2 separate regions of the Homo sapiens genome follow, and region 2 is linked to region 1. The links are chromatin contacts, found by Hi-C in ENCODE. All regions are on one chromosome and are shown on one strand. The core of a region is the stretch at or near the end of the contact, and the rest is flanking DNA. Distances in the headings are between cores, read along the strand shown. Region 1 holds the start of RNF224 (ring finger protein 224). Region 2 overlaps EXD3 (exonuclease 3'-5' domain containing 3).

The links. A loop is a pair of places that touch in the nucleus more often than their neighbours do.
Region 2: a loop to region 1 is called in a map of vagina, with 5 times the contacts of the local background. The contact joins the enhancer-like site here to the promoter of RNF224 in region 1. A Hi-C loop is called at or near these places in 1 of 168 maps with a recorded cell type or tissue (vagina).

Annotation. Positions count from the first base shown.
Region 1 is chr9:137,225,720-137,229,212 of GRCh38, forward strand. It overlaps RNF224 (ring finger protein 224), which reads left to right and starts at 1,783. Exons shown (of 3, transcript NM_001190228.2): 1 at 1,783-2,142; 2 at 2,433-2,622; 3 at 2,903-3,493. The coding sequence starts at 2,617. The coding sequence ends at 3,367. It overlaps CYSRT1 (cysteine rich tail 1), which reads left to right. Exons shown (of 2, transcript NM_199001.5): 2 at 1-596. The coding sequence ends at 337. RefSeq lists enhancers at 1,452-1,952, 1,742-1,891, 2,086-2,711 and silencers at 1,878-2,172, 1,992-2,061.
Region 2 is chr9:137,352,894-137,355,545 of GRCh38, forward strand. EXD3 (exonuclease 3'-5' domain containing 3) reads right to left here. Exons shown (of 22, transcript NM_017820.5): 9 at 1,807-1,880; 10 at 1,446-1,484. Among named protein-coding and RNA genes, the nearest start is that of NRARP, 52 kb to the left of the region's middle. Within about 2 kb of position 1,403, at least 8 of the 41 ENCODE cell types and tissues checked have a DNase peak (open chromatin) inside an H3K27ac peak, as active enhancers do.

The DNA of each region.
Region 1 (3,493 bases), core at 533-3,032:
TTCCACCTGTTCCTCATCCTCGGAGATGCAGCCCCTGCCAGTGGGGCCCTGTGCCCCAGAGCCAACCCACCTCTTGCAGCCGACCGAGGTCCCAGGGCCCAAGGGCGCCAAGGGTAACCAGGGGGCTGCCCCCATCCAGAACCAGCAGGCCTGGCAGCAGCCTGGCAACCCCTACAGCAGCAGTCAGCGCCAGGCCGGACTGACCTACGCTGGCCCTCCGCCCGCGGGGCGCGGGGATGACATCGCCCACCACTGCTGCTGCTGCCCCTGCTGCCACTGCTGCCACTGCCCCCCCTTCTGCCGCTGCCACAGCTGCTGCTGCTGTGTCATCTCCTAGCCCAGCCCACCCTGCCAGGGCCAGGACCCAGACTTCAGCAAATGTGGCTCACACAGTGCCGGGACATGCCGGGACATGCGGGGTGGCTGTTGTCATGGGCGTCTGCCCCTTCACACCAGGCACTGGGGCTCAGACCCACCAGGAAGGTGGCCGTTCAGCCCGAGCTCCTGAAACGGAATCCCAGGTCCTGGCTGGAGAGGGACACCCCTGATTACCTTAAGGCCCAGGCAATAAAGCAGGGTGATCTTCCTCCCAGCAATTCTTCTTTGCTGCAGGCTCCTTTGGGAGGGGGTTGTAGCTGGACACAGGGCATCTGCCCCTTTATGTGGACCCGAGAACACACACACACAGTCACTGTGGACACTGCAAGGACAGGGATGCCACTGCCTCATGACGTCCACACTTTCCCCTGGCCTGCAAGTCCCGGGTCTGCCCAGAGACTGCACGAGGGCTTGCAGCGTGTCCACAGCCCTAGCTGAGCCAGGTCTGGATTTGAGCTGACCTGCGCTCCCTGGGGCCGAGACTGAGACTGTGAGCTGGGGTCAGTCCATGGGTCGGACAGCAGGAGGATACAGCGCATGGAACTGGGGGGACCCCAGGAAAGGCCTCCAAGAGAAGGAGCGTGTCGACAAGAGGGTGGTGGGTGCAGCAGGTGCTGCAGGTTTCAGGGAGTGGAAGGTTGGGACAGGAGAGCCCAGACAGCCAGGACCACGCCCTGCCCACTGGTGATTCACCTCCCAACCTCAGCTGGGATGTTTTTCTAGTTTCCCAGGAAATATCTAATTCCTGCACACCTCCTGTCCTGCCTCGGGGCCTGGGCTTCCGGGAGGAGGTGGCCTGGACCAGGCCTTGAGGATGAGGCAGGAGGAGGCTGGGGCCGTGGGTGCTGGGCCGTCTCCTGGTCTGCTGAGCAGGGTGGGGGCCTCTCTGGGGCTGAGCACCAGGCGCTAGGCTGCTCTGCGCAGGTACTGCCTCACCACTGTAAGCCAGGATGCCAGGCAGGGAGTGAGCATTGAGGCCAGCTTGGGGCGCCCTGGTGTTCCGGGCAGGGCAGAGACAAGGCGAGGAGGTGGCAGCCGAGCTGGCCACGCAGGACAGACGGGTCCTCACGCCATGCCAGCCCTTCCCTGACGCATGGTGACCAGCTCCACAGCAGGGCAGGGCAGGCGCGTGGCATGCAGAGGTCTCCAGGCGTGGGACAGATGGGTCACTGCCCTGACCCTGTGCCAGGACTTAGCGTGCCAGGCTCCCCGCCTTGCCCCGTTGCTGGCCCCCACCAGAGGGTGACCACACCCAGGCCAGCCACGAGAACTTGTCTGACCAGTCCTGGGGGCAGACTGCCAAGAAGGTGGGCAGGGGTGAGGAGGGGCCATTTGCTTCCACCCAGCGGGGCTGTGAGTGGTTCTGGGGTCCTGCCCACCTGTCCCAACCCTTCTTGGTCCCTCAACTCTGCTCTGCCTGCAGTCTGGTGTGGACACACTGATCATACCTCCCGGAACCTGGGCCTCCCAGGGTGGCCTGGAGGCTGCAGACGGGCAGAGCAGCCAGGAGCTGCCCACCAAGGAGGCGTCTGGCACTGTCTGGGGTCCCGAGCTGGGAGCGGGGATCCCCAGACACGGAGCTGGTGCGCCACCTGGAGTCCATGTGGACTGGTGCAGCCCTCTGCCGTCCAGCCGGCATCAAGGTGAGGCTGAGAAGCCACACAGATCCACAGACAAGCACAGTGGCAAAGTCTGCAGAAGGCTCTGAGCCAGGAGGGAACCCTGGCAGGCTTCCTAGAGGAGGAGATGTGAGCAGAGGCCAAGGCAGGAAAACATTCCAGTATGGAGGGGAGGTTAAGGGAAGGAGAGGGTAAGAGTGAGGGAGCGGAGGGAAGGGGAGGGGAGGGGGAGGGGGAGGGTGGGGGAGGGGAGAGGTGAGGGAGGTTTTGAGTGTGGCGAAGGGTGTGAGCGTGCTGAGAAGCCCTAAGAGTGGGGAAATGGACCCCAAGGCCAGCCTGGATAAGGTGTTAGCAGAAGCTGGCTGGGTCTGGACAGGAGGGGGTGGGCAGGGGGCGGGGGGCACCTTATCTCTTGCAAGTGGGTGGTGCCGTTAGATCTAGTTTCAAGGCTTTGTGGCTGAAACGGGAGCCCACGCCCGCCACAGCTGGCCACCTGCCTCTCTCCTGACTCCCGTGCAAGGCCAGTAATGCAACCCAGGAGGGAGCCGCAGGGCGCCCTGGGTCCCCCACTCCCTTCTCCGGCCACCCCGTGGCTGTGCATAGCTGCCCAGCAGAGCCCATGCAGGTAAGAGGCCTGGGCTCAGGTCGGCCAGGAGGGTGGGGGCCTGGAGCTGGGCCAGGGTGGTGCTGCGGGAACAGGAGGCTGCCCGGCTGGTGCCCACATGAACCAGAAGTGTGCAGACCCTGGTTCTGCCTGTGCCCGGTGCCACGCTCCCTCCCAGGTCTGCACGCACCACCCCCACAGACCCAGCGCCTGACCTCTGGGGTGGGCTCCTGGGGCCAGCACCCCATCCAGGCGGAAGGTCCTCGAGGCAGGCTGTCCACCGCTGGCTTCCCTCTGGCAGGATGCTGCAGCCGGAGGGCCCCCAGGCCTCGGAGGAGGGGGGCCCCCGGAGGAGAGGACAGACTGCATCATCTGCTGCTCGGCCTATGACCTCTCCGGGCACCTGCCCCGCCGCCTCTACTGTGGACACACCTTCTGCCAGGCGTGTGTGCGGCGGCTGGACACACCGGCGCCCGAGCAGCGCTGGATCCCCTGTCCGCAGTGCCGTCAGAGCACGCCCACGCCTCGCGGAGGGGTGGCCATGCTAGACCTGGACCTGGCTGCTTTCCTGGCGGTCAAGGCTGAGCGGGAGCCGGCAAGACTAGAACCCCTGCCCCTCACCTCCCTCAAAGGCAGCGCCATCACTCGGCAGCCAGCTGGGCTGTGCCCTGCCCTGGGACCCCAGCCCCACTTCCCCCAGCCCAGATACTGCTGCTGGGGCTGTGGCAGCCTCTGCTGCCCACCCCTAGGCAGCCCCGAGGTCTGAACTCTGGCCATTCCCACCCCTGCAGGGGAAATGCCTGCCTTGGAACCCCTGACCACACACCATCATGGGTTCAGCCCACTCAGAACAACCTGGCAGTAGCATCCTATACGCAGCTTCGTGTGGCCC
Region 2 (2,652 bases), core at 153-2,652, 130 kb after region 1:
CTCGGGGAGGAGGGGCAGCCGTCCACCTGAGGCCTGCAGCATCTGTCCTGCCTGAGGTCAAGGTTCCACAGGACCAAAGCGGCTGAGATAGAGGTGCTGAGGCAAAGGCTGTCCACCCCAGTGTAGCCCCGGCTGGCCTTCCGGGTCTCCAAGCCTGAGGTGAAGGCTGCCCACCTCAGTTCAGCCCCAGCTGGCCCCTCCTGGCCTCCAAGCCTCCGCTGACCTTCCCGGCCTCCAAGCCTCCACCGGCCCTCCTGGCCTCCAAGCCTCTGCTGACCTTCCTGGCCTCCAAGCCTCCACCAGCCCTCCTGGCCTCCAAGCCTCCACTGACCTTTCCAGCCTCCAAGCCTCCACTGGCCCTCCTGGCCTCCAAGCCTCCACTGACCTTCCCGGCCTCCAAGCCTCTGCCGGCCCTCCTGCTCTCACCAGGCATCTGCCCCCACCCCGGGTCCCAGGAGCCCGGGCATGTTTTCTGGAGCACCTGCCCAGCCTGCCCCATCTCCACGCTCCTCCTCTTGCCAGGGGAGCCCCTCTGCCCCTTCCCCTCCTCCTCATTATGTGGGGTTTGGCTGGCAGGGCTCAGGAGGCTATTGGGCACCCATTCACCCATGGCCCAGGAGCAGACAGAGGGGTGCCCTCTGGGTGGCAATGACCAAGGGGGTCCTGAGAAACCTCATCCTCACCAGGGTGAGCTCTCTCCCACCCCGCAGCCACCGTGGCAGCGCCCAGCCCAGGAGCAGAGGCACCTACAGGCCTGCGGGACCCTCAGCCCCCGCTGGGAAATGCAGGGCCCAGCACAAGCGAGGGTCTCCCTCCCCGCAAGGTCCTGGAGTCCATGGGTCCAGGATGGCCTTGAGTGTCAGGCGGGAAGGGAGGGGACCTGCCCAGCAGGCTGAGCTCCTGCACGACCTCCCACCCCACGGCCTCGAGGAGGGTCCGCCTGCCCCGCTGGCTTCAGGCCCAGCAGCCTGAGGCTGCTTCCCCGGCGTGGGTTCCCACGTGGACGACAATACGTGGAAGCCGCCCGCATTCTTCAGGACGTCCGCTGCCCTTCCGGCCGGCTCTGCGCTGGCACCGGGCTGGGGGGGCCTGGCCTTCCTCCTTCCGGCCTCGCCCAGGCGCCTTGCACCTCTCTGGTGACTCTCAGCCCCCACCCGGCCCCACAGGCAGCTCCGCTGGGTTGGTTCGGGTGGCACGGACGCTGCCGTCTGCCTGGAACGAGGCCCAGTCAGGCTCTACTGATGCCCTCGGCTCCCGCTCAGGCCTCCCGGGCCTGAGGACCCTACACCCGCCTGCCAGCCACACGCCCCAACATGGGGTCTGGGCTCAGCAGCCCCAGCGAAGGCCTCAGCTCTGCGCACTTCCACCAGGAGGCTCCGGGCCTGTGCCCCTAGGACAGCCGCCCAGGCCGCCCTGCCGGCTTACAGGCAAGGGCACGAACTCACCTGCACATGGTCGGTCCAGTTCTCCTGTGACAGGCTCTTCTGCAAAGGCAAACAGGAAGGGGCGGTTGCCAGGCAGCTCCAGAGGCTGTATCGGGGCCTGGTGGGAGTTTTCCTCGACCCCTGGCAGGGTACATCCTTGGCAGAGCCCAGGTGCTCACCCGCCCTGGTGCCACAGCCCAGAGCCAGGGCCCCATGGCCTCCCCTTCACCCAGGCCTGGCCCAGCTCACCCAGCTCTGGGGCAAGAAGCAGCTCCTACTTGATATGTCTGTGCACCCTGCAGTGCGCAGTGAGTATCCCAGGCCAAACTCTGTGGCTCAGGCCGCGGCTGGCTGCCCCCAGGACCCCCTCCTGCTCACGAACCTCCACAAACCGCTTGTGGCACAGGTGCCGCAGGGCCGCCAGGCGCTGCTGAATGGCCGCGTTGGGACACAGCGCTGAAAGGAAAGGCCAGCTCAGCACTGAGGGCTCAGGGCAGCCTCACCACGGCCTCCTTCTGGGGCGGGCTGGAGACGGGCAGAGGGGCTGCGCCTGCCCCTTCACCGTCCTCCACCTCTGCCCCGGAGCCCACCCCCTCCTCACCACCTGGGCCTCTGCTGGGGTCCACCCCACTCAGCCTGGGGGTCCCGCCGGCCCCGGGGTCTCCCTTGCACTTGTGTGGCGGGCCCTTTCGTCTGGCCTCCCTCTGGGGCCTCCCTGTCTTTCCTCAGGGAGTTTCCTTCTTGGCGTTGGCATCTGCGTTTGTGCCCTGCCCTTCTCTCACTGGCACGTGGAACCCTCGTGGACAGAGCCGGCTGCTCACTGTGGGTCCCGTGACTGAAGCCCCATGAGCGGCAGGGACTGAGGCACACGCACGTCCACACCCTCCGTCAGCCTCACCTCCATACTCCACTCCAGAGCCTGAGGGGGCCCCGGGGAGGGCACCACAGTCTGGCTGAGCCCTTTTCCCCCAGGGTGCGGCAGCCAGTGGTGCTAACGGGCTGGCTGGTCCTCAGCGGGGTGCCGACCTTTCAGGGCCCCACCCCCCACGCCCAGAGCGCAGCCACGGGGAGCCGGGCGACCATCTGCCCTGAGGCAGGGAGGAAGGAGGAAGGAGGATGGAGGAAGGGAGGATGGAGGAAGGAGAAAGGAGGAAGGAGGAAGGAGGAAGGAGGATGGAGGAAGGAGGAAGGAGGAAGGAGGAAGGAGGATGGAGGAAGGAGGAAGGAG